Regions from separate parts of the Mus musculus genome. Here region 2 is linked to region 1. A link is a contact called in ENCODE Hi-C or POLR2A ChIA-PET data. All regions are on one chromosome and are shown on one strand. Each heading gives the region's core, a stretch centred on a gene start or an enhancer-like site at or near the end of the contact. The rest is flanking DNA. Distances are from core to core; before and after follow the strand shown.

Region 1 (5,152 bases), core at 710-3,209:
GGAGGCAGAGGCAGGAGGATCTCTGCAAGGCTATCTATCCTGGTCTACAAAGCTTACTGGAATTAGCATAACAAAAGGCAAAACCACTAATCTTTTTTCTTTGTTTTATTTATATGTGAGTACACAGTAGTTGTTTGTCTTCAGACACATCAGAAGAGGGCATCAGATCTCATTACAGGTGGTTGTGAGCCACCATGTGGTTGCTGGGAATTGAACTCAGGACCTCTGGAAGAGCAGTCAGTAATCTTAACTGCTGAGCCATCTCTCCAGCCCAAAACCACTAATTTTTAAAGTGGAGCTTTCTCAAGGCAAGGTCACGTGTGATAAGTGTGACCCAATACAAACAAGCTCAACTTTCATGTTTAAAGGGATCCTTGGCCTGGACAAGACAAATAATCAGGGGCTGGAGAGATGACTCAGCAGTTAAGAGCACTGGCTACTCTTCTAGGGGTCCAGAGTTCAATTCCCAGCACCCACACGGTGGCTCACGACCATCTGTAATGAGATCTGGCGCCCCCTTCTGGCCTTCAGGCACACATGCAGACAGAACATTGTATACACGATAAATAAATCATGAAAAGAAACAGAAACCGGAGAGACTGACTGTCTCCCTGTACATATCTCCTAAACCCACTTCAAAGTCCAACTGATAATAAAACAGGTGGAGCTAAGAACTTTTGAAATATGAAAATGACTTTAAATGTTCAAAGTCAAGTCATTTACGCCAGGGAGTCCAAGTGCGCACCTGAACTGCCAGCATCGGAAAGGCCAAGGCCAGAAATATCACACCATTTAGAGTGTGACCAGGGTCATAAGACCTTATCTCAGAAACCAAAGCCCATGATGGGTGTGGTGTTCCCGCGGCAGAAGCAGGCAGATCTCCCGGCTTGAACTCTTGAGAGTGCAAGCCTCATCCATTCACTAAGTTCCAGGCCAGCAGGAGCTACGATAAAGCTCTGTCCCATAAAGGAGAAGAGAAACGATACATATTACTAAAAAGCTTATTTCACAAAGGGCCCTTAAGGCTCTTTATACCAGGGCTCTAGTTTTCTCCAAAATTGAAAAGGGGCCTTTAAGTAGACCGGTTATTATCAGCAGGGCACCGGGAGGCTCTGCTCTGCAGGATTCTTCTCCATGATTTCCGCAAAGTTCAGGCTCACGCTCCCATCCCTTCCCCATAGAAGCACCCACAGTTTGTAAGTAAGGTTTAAAAAAAAAAAAAAAAATCACGTCCTTCATCCATCCAGCATCGGTAACAACAAACAAGCCTGGAAAGACATCTCAGGGCCCCCACGGTCCCCTGAGGTCAGTGGTTAACACACGCACACACCCCTAAGCAAACACTTTTTTGTACAACTGATCCTACACACTTGTAATCGCGGCTCTCCCCCCGCCCAGCCCGAAGTACTTCTGAGTTCCCTTCTCCCTGACTGTCCTAACCCTTCGGTCTAGGATGGACCCACATCGCCTGTCGCTTTAGGGACGCCTGGAAATGGCGATGGTCAGATTCAGGGCAAGCGCAGGAAACCTCTCTAGGGTTAAGAGTGCGCCGCGGCCCTGGGACGGGGTTGGGGAGTCGGCCCAAACCTGCTGCTCCCGGGTGCAAAGGTGGAGGTGACGGGGAGAGGGGCTAGGGCCACCCCGGGGACCACCTCGCTTACTCAGTGATGCGCTTGGCCAGTTCCGTGCAGGCGGCCGTGGAGTTGGCCGAGAAGACTCGGTAGCCGGTGCGGGCTGCGTTCATGGCCGGCGAGGCGGCGGGCCGAGCCCGCGGGACACGCAGAGCAGAGCACGCGGACAGCGGGGGCAGCAGCAGCAGCTTCCTGGGCATCCTCCGGCCCGAGGCGCGGCTACAGCGGTCCGCGCGGGGCCGCAGAGGGACGAGGCGCGACACAGATGCGTCCGGATCTCCAAGCCGCACCGAAGGCGCAGCCGAGCGCCGCAGCCTCCTTCGGACCCCGCGGCAGGCCGCGCCCCTCCGCGACACCGAGTCGAGCAGCTAGAGCGTCCGCCCCCGCCGCCATCTCGGAAAAGGGCAGGGAGGTGGGCATGGCATGGAGAGCCTGTTCTGACACAGGCGCCGCTGACTCGCGTGTTCGCCTGAGTTTGAGTCTCCGGGGACAGGTATTTTAATGTCCACTATTCTGGGAGGTGCAGCCATGTTTAGTGGTACTTATAAATGTTTTCAAATTTACTGCCAGGAACTAAGATGTCCGCCCAGGGACCGGAGACAATCTAGCCTCACGCCTCTATGATGAACGAGCCTCCGGCGCTCCCCTCCACGCTTGCGCAGGCTGGGATTTATTTGAAAAGGGACAGCCGGCCCTTTCCCTTTTGCGGGCACTTAAACTAACTGCTCCAGAATCTGGACGTGGAGGCCTTCCCTAGACGTTATATCTGTGTCTGCACGTGAGGCAAGGTTGCACTCCTGCCCGTTGTTGTTCTCAGTTCTCCCACCCGTCCCCCTCAACCCCAGCCAGCCGCTCTGCCCGCATGAGTTCGCCTTGTGCAAATACAGAAGGCGCGTGTGTTCATTTACTTTTGTGTAAATAGATGAAGTCGTTCCAAAGAGACATTTGAGCCTCTCGATCTATCAGACTGTTTGAAAAACGGACCCCCAAAGAAGTAAAGATCTTCCCCCACCCACCTCAGGAATGTCATGCTGGGAGAAAAAAAAACGTGACTCCCAAAAACAGCTTTCACAGAGCTCCAGAGACTTCTCAGACCACCTTACAGGCTGAGGTTGAAGCCCATGCAAGGGCGTCTCAATGATGGTCGGGACCTTGCCCTGGAAGGGACGGCTTAGGTGGCAAATCCTCGGCCTTCTGCTTACATTTTTATCTCACTTCTGGACGGAGGACAGACTTGTGGACTTCTCTGGATTCCTCTGTTCCTCTTACCGATGTTGCTAGGTTTAATAAATCTCCCTTTTCTGCTTTCTGTTTTCAGTTCGACTTTTAATTTTAATTTTAATTTAATTTAATTTAATTTAATTTAATTTGGCTTTTCGAGTCAGGGTTTCTCTGTGTAGCCCTGGCTGTCCTGGAACTCGCTGTGTAGACCAGGCTGGACTCGAACTCAGAAATCTGCCTGAACATTGAGTCTTTCTGTGTCTGTGCACCGTGCATACACAGTGCCTGCAAAGGCCAGAAGAGGGTGTCAGATTCTCTGGAACTGTAGTTTGGAGTCAGTTGTGGGCTGCTGGGTCTTCAGGAACAGCAGCCAGTGCTCTTAACTGCTGAGCCATCCCTCCCGTGCCCAAGTTGCAATTTTAATTAACATATTGAAGAAGGTGGCCAGACCTGACTTGGACTCAGATTGTGAGCCCCAAGGTTGATTACACTAGACCTAATCAGGAAGGGCCGATAAGCTCTCTGGCCTCACCTCATAACCTGTTTCGCTAGGCCTTTTCCCTTCCTGCTCTTTAAGTAGCACATGGCAGGTACCCTCTTCAGTCTTCCTATTCTCTCAGTGTTATTCAAGGGCCAGACACCAGGGACCACCATAAAAGGGTGAAGCTTCAGTGTCTTGCACGGAATCACCAATTGCTGATACATATCTTATGCAAGGAAGGGACTTACAAAACACATTCATGACCTTGGCAACCTGAATCTGGACCATGACCCTCGTCACCCAGTCCTGGGGCACCTGCTCAATAAACTATCCCTGTCTGACTGAGATTGGTGTTTGTGTGGCTTGTGAGGCGATTTCTGGCCCCCAACACATATGATCTTATACTATGACACATACCTGAGGAAATATGAAAGGGGAAATGATGTATTTAAGTTCCTGGTTTTGCCAGTTTTAATCCAAAATCGACTGGGTCCATTGCTTCCGGTCACAGCCAAAATGGAATATCTTAATATCAGAAGTATATGGTAAGAGCTTGAAGTGGAAACTTCAATTTTCTTTGGAAAGTCAGCTGGAGATTGAAATCGCTGCAGAGAACCATTTCTAAACAGGTCCACTTCCCCCGTATCCTAGTAACCTTCCTTTTCCACTGCCTCAGGTGGGTGGTGGGCTAGAGGGGACGCTGAAGCATTTAAGAACCATCATGAAAAGTAGGTTTTGAAAAAAATCAAAGCAACAAGGGCTCCTTCCAATCTGTTCGCCCGTTCACAAGTGTCTGACTAGGGCTACCAAGGGCTCCTTAGTGAGAGCCGTCCACAGTCATCTCCCCTTGTCTCAGACCTCCAGCACTTATTGATGGGAGGAGCATCTCATACTGATGGGAGTATCCCAAACTGATGGCAGCATACCATACTGATGGGAGGAGCATCCCATATGGATGGGAGCATCCCATACTGATGGCAGCATGCCATACTGATGGGAGGAGCATCTCATACTGATGGGAGCATCCCATACTGATGGGAGTATCCCATACTGATGGGAGCATCCCATGGGGATTCAGATGCTAACTGTGACACTTAAGCAGGTGTGAACTTTGCAATCCCTGCACACATCAGCCAGCCTGAGCTCCTCCACCCCACTCCCTAATAAATCTGTGGCTCTCCATTGCTTTTGGAATAAAAACTAACTTTCCTATAGAAAAAGCAAACCATTTGCCTTTATTCTTAGGCCAAAATCTATATAGATTTTTCAAGGGGTGTAAGGCTTTCTACTCAACAGTAAGTAATTAGTTCTGTAGGTGTCTGTGTCTTTCTTCTTCTTCTTCCTTCCTCTTCCTCCTCCTCCTCCTCCTTCTTCTTTTCTTCTTTTCCTTCCCCTCCTCCTTCTCCTTCTCCTCCTCCTCTTCCTCCTTCCCCTCTCCCACTCTTCCTCCTCCTCCTCCTCCTCCTCCTCCGAGTGTGGGTGGGGAGGGGAGGAGTCAACAGTGACCTATGTAACTGAGGATGGTTTTGAACTCTGATCCTCCTACCTCCACATCCCAAGTGCTGCGATTAAAAGCCGGCATCACCACACACACCCATGTTATGTTTGGCTGGGGATTGACTCCAGGGCTTAGTGTGATCAAGCAAACTCTTTACCAACCGAGCCAAGTTCCCTATCTCCCCACCCACTGTCCTCTTACCTCTTTGTAATAAAGTAATTTGGAAACAGGAGTCTTATCAGAGAAGGCCAAGGATAAACTGCAGCACGAGGGTCCATGATACAAGACAGGGTTTCAGGGCATGTGCATGCCACTTCTTTT
Region 2 (5,014 bases), core at 218-2,717, 56 kb before region 1:
CAAACATCAGTTGTAACCTTATTCTTAGCTAGATACTTTCTAAAAAACGGGCAAGTTCTCTTAAAGAGAACATTTAGTCCTTTTAGGTAAAATAAAAAGAGTTCAGTGAGTAAAGGCGCTTGCTGCCAAGTTTGTCAACCCCAGTCTGGTTTTACACCCACACCATGGAAAGCGACTCTCACTGCCTCTGCCTTCACTGGCAAAGAAATAGAAGTGAGGTTTGCTTTCTTCTGTTCTGTCCTTCTGTTCTGCACACCCTAACTAGTTAGAACCTTCGCTGTAATTAGTTCTGATGAAAAACAGTATATGTCTTCCTGAAACAGGAGCCTTCACAGTAAATTCCCAATCCGATCCTCCAGATCAGGGTGGAAACAGTTCCTGCCCGCTCCCCATGGTCTAGAATCCTTGGATAAGTGGGGCTCTTATACCATGTGTCATTTTTTCCTACCAGCCAACTTCACCATCTTGTGTACCTTAAATCATCTTTAGGTCACTTTAATACCCAATACAATGTAAGTTTCATGTGAATAGATGTATCAATGTCCTCTTGATCAGGGAATAATGACAAAGAAAATGTCTTCATGCTGAAAACAGGTACTTTTTTTTTTTTTTTTTTTTTTAAAGCATAAGGTTTTTAAACCCCGAGGCTGGATTATGCAAAGCATGCCCTGGCACTGGCTATTCCCCCCCACCCCCGTGTGTGTGTGTGTGTGTGTGTGTGTGTGTGTGTGTGTGTGTGTGTGTGTGTTTGGAGAGTTTCTCTATGTAGCCCTGCTGGCTGTCCTGGAACTAACTCACCATGTAGGCAAGACTGGCCTCGAACTCAGAGCTATCCGAATGCCTCTACCTCCCACTGAGCCCTGAAATTAAAACCATGTGGTCACTACGCCTGGTTCTTTTGTGTTGTTTTGTTTTGTTTTGTTTTGTGGTGTTAAGAAATTGAACCCAGGATCTGTCTGCCATGTTTCAAAAGTTTTCTTTTTCTTTTCTTTTTTTTTTAAGAGAGACTGTTTAGAAGCTATTTAAAAATTTAAATACTCTTGAGAGTCGAGTAGCTGCGAAGGTTCTGTGTGTTTTCTATTTTGATCGTTCTGTTTCTCGAGATGACCACATCTTTCAGAGGAAATGAGTCAAAGCCACTCCGTCTTGCTTTTCCAGCTGAGCATGTTCAGTTTCAATGAAGTAATGAATGAACTTGGCCAGCACCACCCCCACGCCTACAACAGCAAACACTGATGACCTCCACCAATCAGAACGCGGTCAGGGTTTTCGAGTTGAGTTCAAACAGGCCTACGGTAGGCCAATCAGCGCATCACGCCCCGCCTCCCGATGGCGGCCCCAGCCAACCACCAACTCGGAGGAGCCAAAACACGGAGGCTGGCCAATGCCGGGGTGCCCCCGCGGCACCGACTCCGCCAATGGGCGCGGCCAGGCGAGGAGAGAAACAGAGCGGCCGGGCCCGCCGCAGGATTCGAATCGAACGTCCGTGTGGGAGCCGGCGGCTGGCTGGGCTGCGCGTGGGCCAATCAGCGGCGTCGGCTCACGGCCCCCGAACGTTGGGCCTGGCGGCCCCGCCCCGCGCTGTTGTTTGCGGCGTCGGCGCGGCCGCGCGAGCCGAACCACAACATTCGCCGGGCGGCGGCGGAGCTGCGAGCGTGAGCCCGGGGCGGCCGCCCAGCGCCATGTCGGTGAACACGGACGAGCTGCGGCACCAGGTCATGATCAACCAGTTCGTGCTGGCCGCGGGCTGCGCGGCCGATCAGGCGCAGCAGCTGCTGCAAGCGGCGCACTGGCAGTTCGAGGTGTGCACCGGGCCGGGGTCGGGAGCGCGCGTGGGAGCCGGGGGCCGCGTAGGGGGGCCGCGGCGGGGGGGGGGGGGGCCGGGGCGGCCAGGCCTCGCTCACGCCGCTGCGTCCCGTATTTTGTCCGCAGACCGCCCTAAGCACGTTCTTTCAAGAAAGCAACATTCCCAACAGCCACCACCACCCGCAGATGGTAAGTGTTCCCCAGGGCCGCGGAGGGGGCGCTCGGTGCGGCAGGGTCGCTGTCAGCCGCGCCGGTGACAGCCATGTTGCCGGGGAGCGGCGCGCCGCGAATGTAAACAAAGAGCCAAAATGTCTTCCAGGAAAGAGCGCTCCCAGGCCGGCGCTGGCTCGCCCAACTTTGGGACCCGCCTCCAGGCCGCTGGATCGGGGCCTGAGGCCCTGTGCTGGGCGCTGTGCCCTGGGTGTAAGGGCCTTGGTGTTGGGGAGGTGGGGGTAGAAGGAAGGGAAGACGGCTTCCAGCAGGATGTTGCGATTCTGATAGCAGAGGATGGGGAAGGGGCTCGAGGATAACCAGACCTTTGGGGACTTCGGGGTGGTGGGGGACTGAGGGATTTGTGTCTTGATGCAAAACACACACACACACACACACACACACACGACTGAGGTAGGGATTTGTGTCTTGGTGCAACAAACACAGCCGTGTGCACACACACACACACACACACACCACCCACCCACCCAGTGCTGCAGGAAGCAGGGGAGGGATAGATCCACCCTGGCTCCGGAAGTCCAACTCTACCCACAAAGGTAGGCTGGCCCTTCCAAAGCCTCCAGGGAACATAACCTTTATGGAGGATATACAGATTTATATACCTAAGGTGAGGCCAAGAATTTCTTTTAATCTCAGTATGTTAAGAAACAAAACAGTCCAGGAAATAGTTCTTGGAGCCTGGATTTGTCCTCTTCCAACTTGGCTCCAGGCTAGAGCCTTTGCCCTCTGGCCAGTGGGTACCCTGCTTTCCTGAGGCCAGGCACATCCCTTCTCTGCTCTAACTCCTAGTTAGCTATTAGCTCCAAACGTGTAGGAGGGCCTGAGCCCAGGAGAGGGGTGGTAAAACATTATTCCCTAAGAGATCTGCCATTGGACTTTTTTGTTTTTTTTGGTGTCCTTGTCCCCAGGAGACAAGACTACATGTGGATCTTCTGCTGTATCTTGTTCTCAGCACTTTTTTCTTCTGACAAAAACGAGCCGCCCCCCCCCCTCCCCGCGTGGTGGCGCACGCCTTTAATCCCAGCACTCAGGAGGCAGAGGCAGGCAGATTTCTGAGTTCGAGGCCAGCCTGGTCTACAGAGTGAGTTCCAGGACAGACAGGGCTACACAGAGAAACCCTGTCGCGAAAAACAAAAAAAAAAAACAAAAACAAACAAAAAACGAGGGGGGATGCTCAGGAAGGAGAGTCTGCCTCAGTTTAAACTAGCTCTCAACATTTGGAGTAAGATTGGAAAATGAATGATGCTGTGGGCCCCAGCCACTGCGGCCAAGCTCTTAGAAAATTCAGGTGGGATTCATCATGCCCAAGACCCCCTCCTACATCCAGCCATCCAGACCTCCAGCTTCCTAGACCTGGGAGTCTTCTGCTTTCATCCTGCTCAGTGTCTTCCTATGCACAAGACTATTCAGAAAAGCATAGCCATGCTGAAGGGCCTGGAACAAGGAAGCCAGCAAGCCCCAGCTTGAACTGGATTCCCTCCCTTCCCCCACCTTTGTCAATCTGTGTGTGTGTGTGTGTGTGTGTGTGTGTGTGTGTCTGTCTGTGAGTGTCTGTGAGTCTGTGTGTTCTCCTTGGAAGCTTCCCTTGGGAGACTGCTGGTTTTGTAACTCAGACGTTATAATCAGCACACCCAGGAGGGACCTGTGCTGGAGGCCTCGCCTGCACAGTAGGGAACAGCAGCCCTGTTCTGAGAGTCAGTCCAGTTTTTAAGACAAAATAATTAGAAAACTTAAATAAAAACATTGAAGCCAGCACTTGGGAGGTTAAGGCAGCAGGATGGCTGTGAACTCTAGGTCAGCCTGGGCTATCTAGCTGCATACTGTCTCAGATAAATACTTTATATGAAGAAAAGTCAACACAAAGTGGTGATAACTGCTAAACGATTGTCCTGTAGATTGCCAGCCACAGTTGGAAGGCTGTCACAGATGATAAGGGTCCTCAGTTGTATGAGGGGGGGGGGGCAAGAAGGCATTCGTAGGGAGAGGGGAAACGGCCATGACAGGGGCTCAGAATTGAGATTATAGGAGGGGCTTTAGGAAATGGAGTTCAAGCCTTGCTTTCACCAATGCTGTAGGCCTAGAGACCTGTCTGAGCTGCCCCCAGGCAGGTGGGTACAGTCCCCTTTAACCCTCTAGGCTGTTCTCTGGAGAAGAGACCTGGCCTCTCTGGCTTGGTTGACTGGGGAAGTCGGTCACGATGCTGTGATGCAACTGGCCTCCACCCTCAACCCCCCATTCATTGTTTCCTGCTGCCGAGAAGTCATGGGGGTGGGCAGGGAATCATGAGAGGAGGGAAGTGTCTGGGTGGGGCCAGACCTGCCTAAGGCCAAAGGCCTTCCCTTCAGGGCCTTGGAGCAGACAATGTTCAGAGTCCCCTAAGAGCTGATGTGGCACAGCCTCAGTGGGGGTGGGGGGGTCCCTGCCCCAGGCTCTGGCTTTGCTTTAACTAAAATGATAAAGCTTTAGCATCCTGTCCTGTGTCTCAGCACCCCACCCCCAGTGCCCTGTGCCTTGGGGAGGAGCCAGTGCTGCTAAAATTAGGAGAAGTTGAAAGGACTCCCTGGCCTCCTGAGGGAGAAGCAGCTTTGAGGTCAGAACTAGCCCCTGTAGGTCCTGGGCTCTGACCCACCTGTCTCCTAGGAGTGTGCCGCTGGCATCTGGAGCTGGCATGGCTGTTGCGTGTTTGGATTAGGAGCCCAGACCCGAGGAGGCACTTAACCCTGACTGCAGCTGGGCTCAGGCTTCAGGGCCTGGGCCTGGGCCTGGACACCTGCCTTGGGTGCATGTTCAATTGTGACTGACCCTTGGGCGTCAGCCTCCTCCTCTGTGTTACAGAAAGAATAACTGAGCTAACCAGATCCGCACATCGGAAGTGATGAGTGGAGAGAGGCAGGGGCCAAGCCCAGTCGCCTGAATGGAAGCTCTAAGAAAGCGCAGCTTTTCCAAGGCTCGTACAGGGAGGAGACCCTCCCCCTGG

The links. A loop is a pair of places that touch in the nucleus more often than their neighbours do. ChIA-PET counts read pairs that join two places held with the same protein, here RNA polymerase II (POLR2A).
Region 2: a map of left cerebral cortex shows a loop between it and region 1 (5-fold over the local background). The contact joins the promoter of Ubald2 here to the promoter of Prpsap1 in region 1. A Hi-C loop is called at or near these places in 1 of 37 maps with a recorded cell type or tissue (left cerebral cortex). POLR2A ChIA-PET finds 5 or more read pairs at or near these places in 2 of 5 experiments (both embryonic stem cell).

What each region holds. Positions count from the first base shown.
Region 1 is chr11:116,488,387-116,493,538 of GRCm38, forward strand. Prpsap1 (phosphoribosyl pyrophosphate synthetase-associated protein 1) reads right to left here and starts at 1,960. Exons shown (of 10, transcript NM_026364.1): 1 at 1,662-1,960. The coding sequence starts at 1,831.
Region 2 is chr11:116,432,627-116,437,640 of GRCm38, forward strand. Ubald2 (UBA-like domain containing 2) reads left to right here and starts at 1,468. Exons shown (of 3, transcript NM_176902.3): 1 at 1,468-1,802; 2 at 1,933-1,995. The coding sequence starts at 1,683.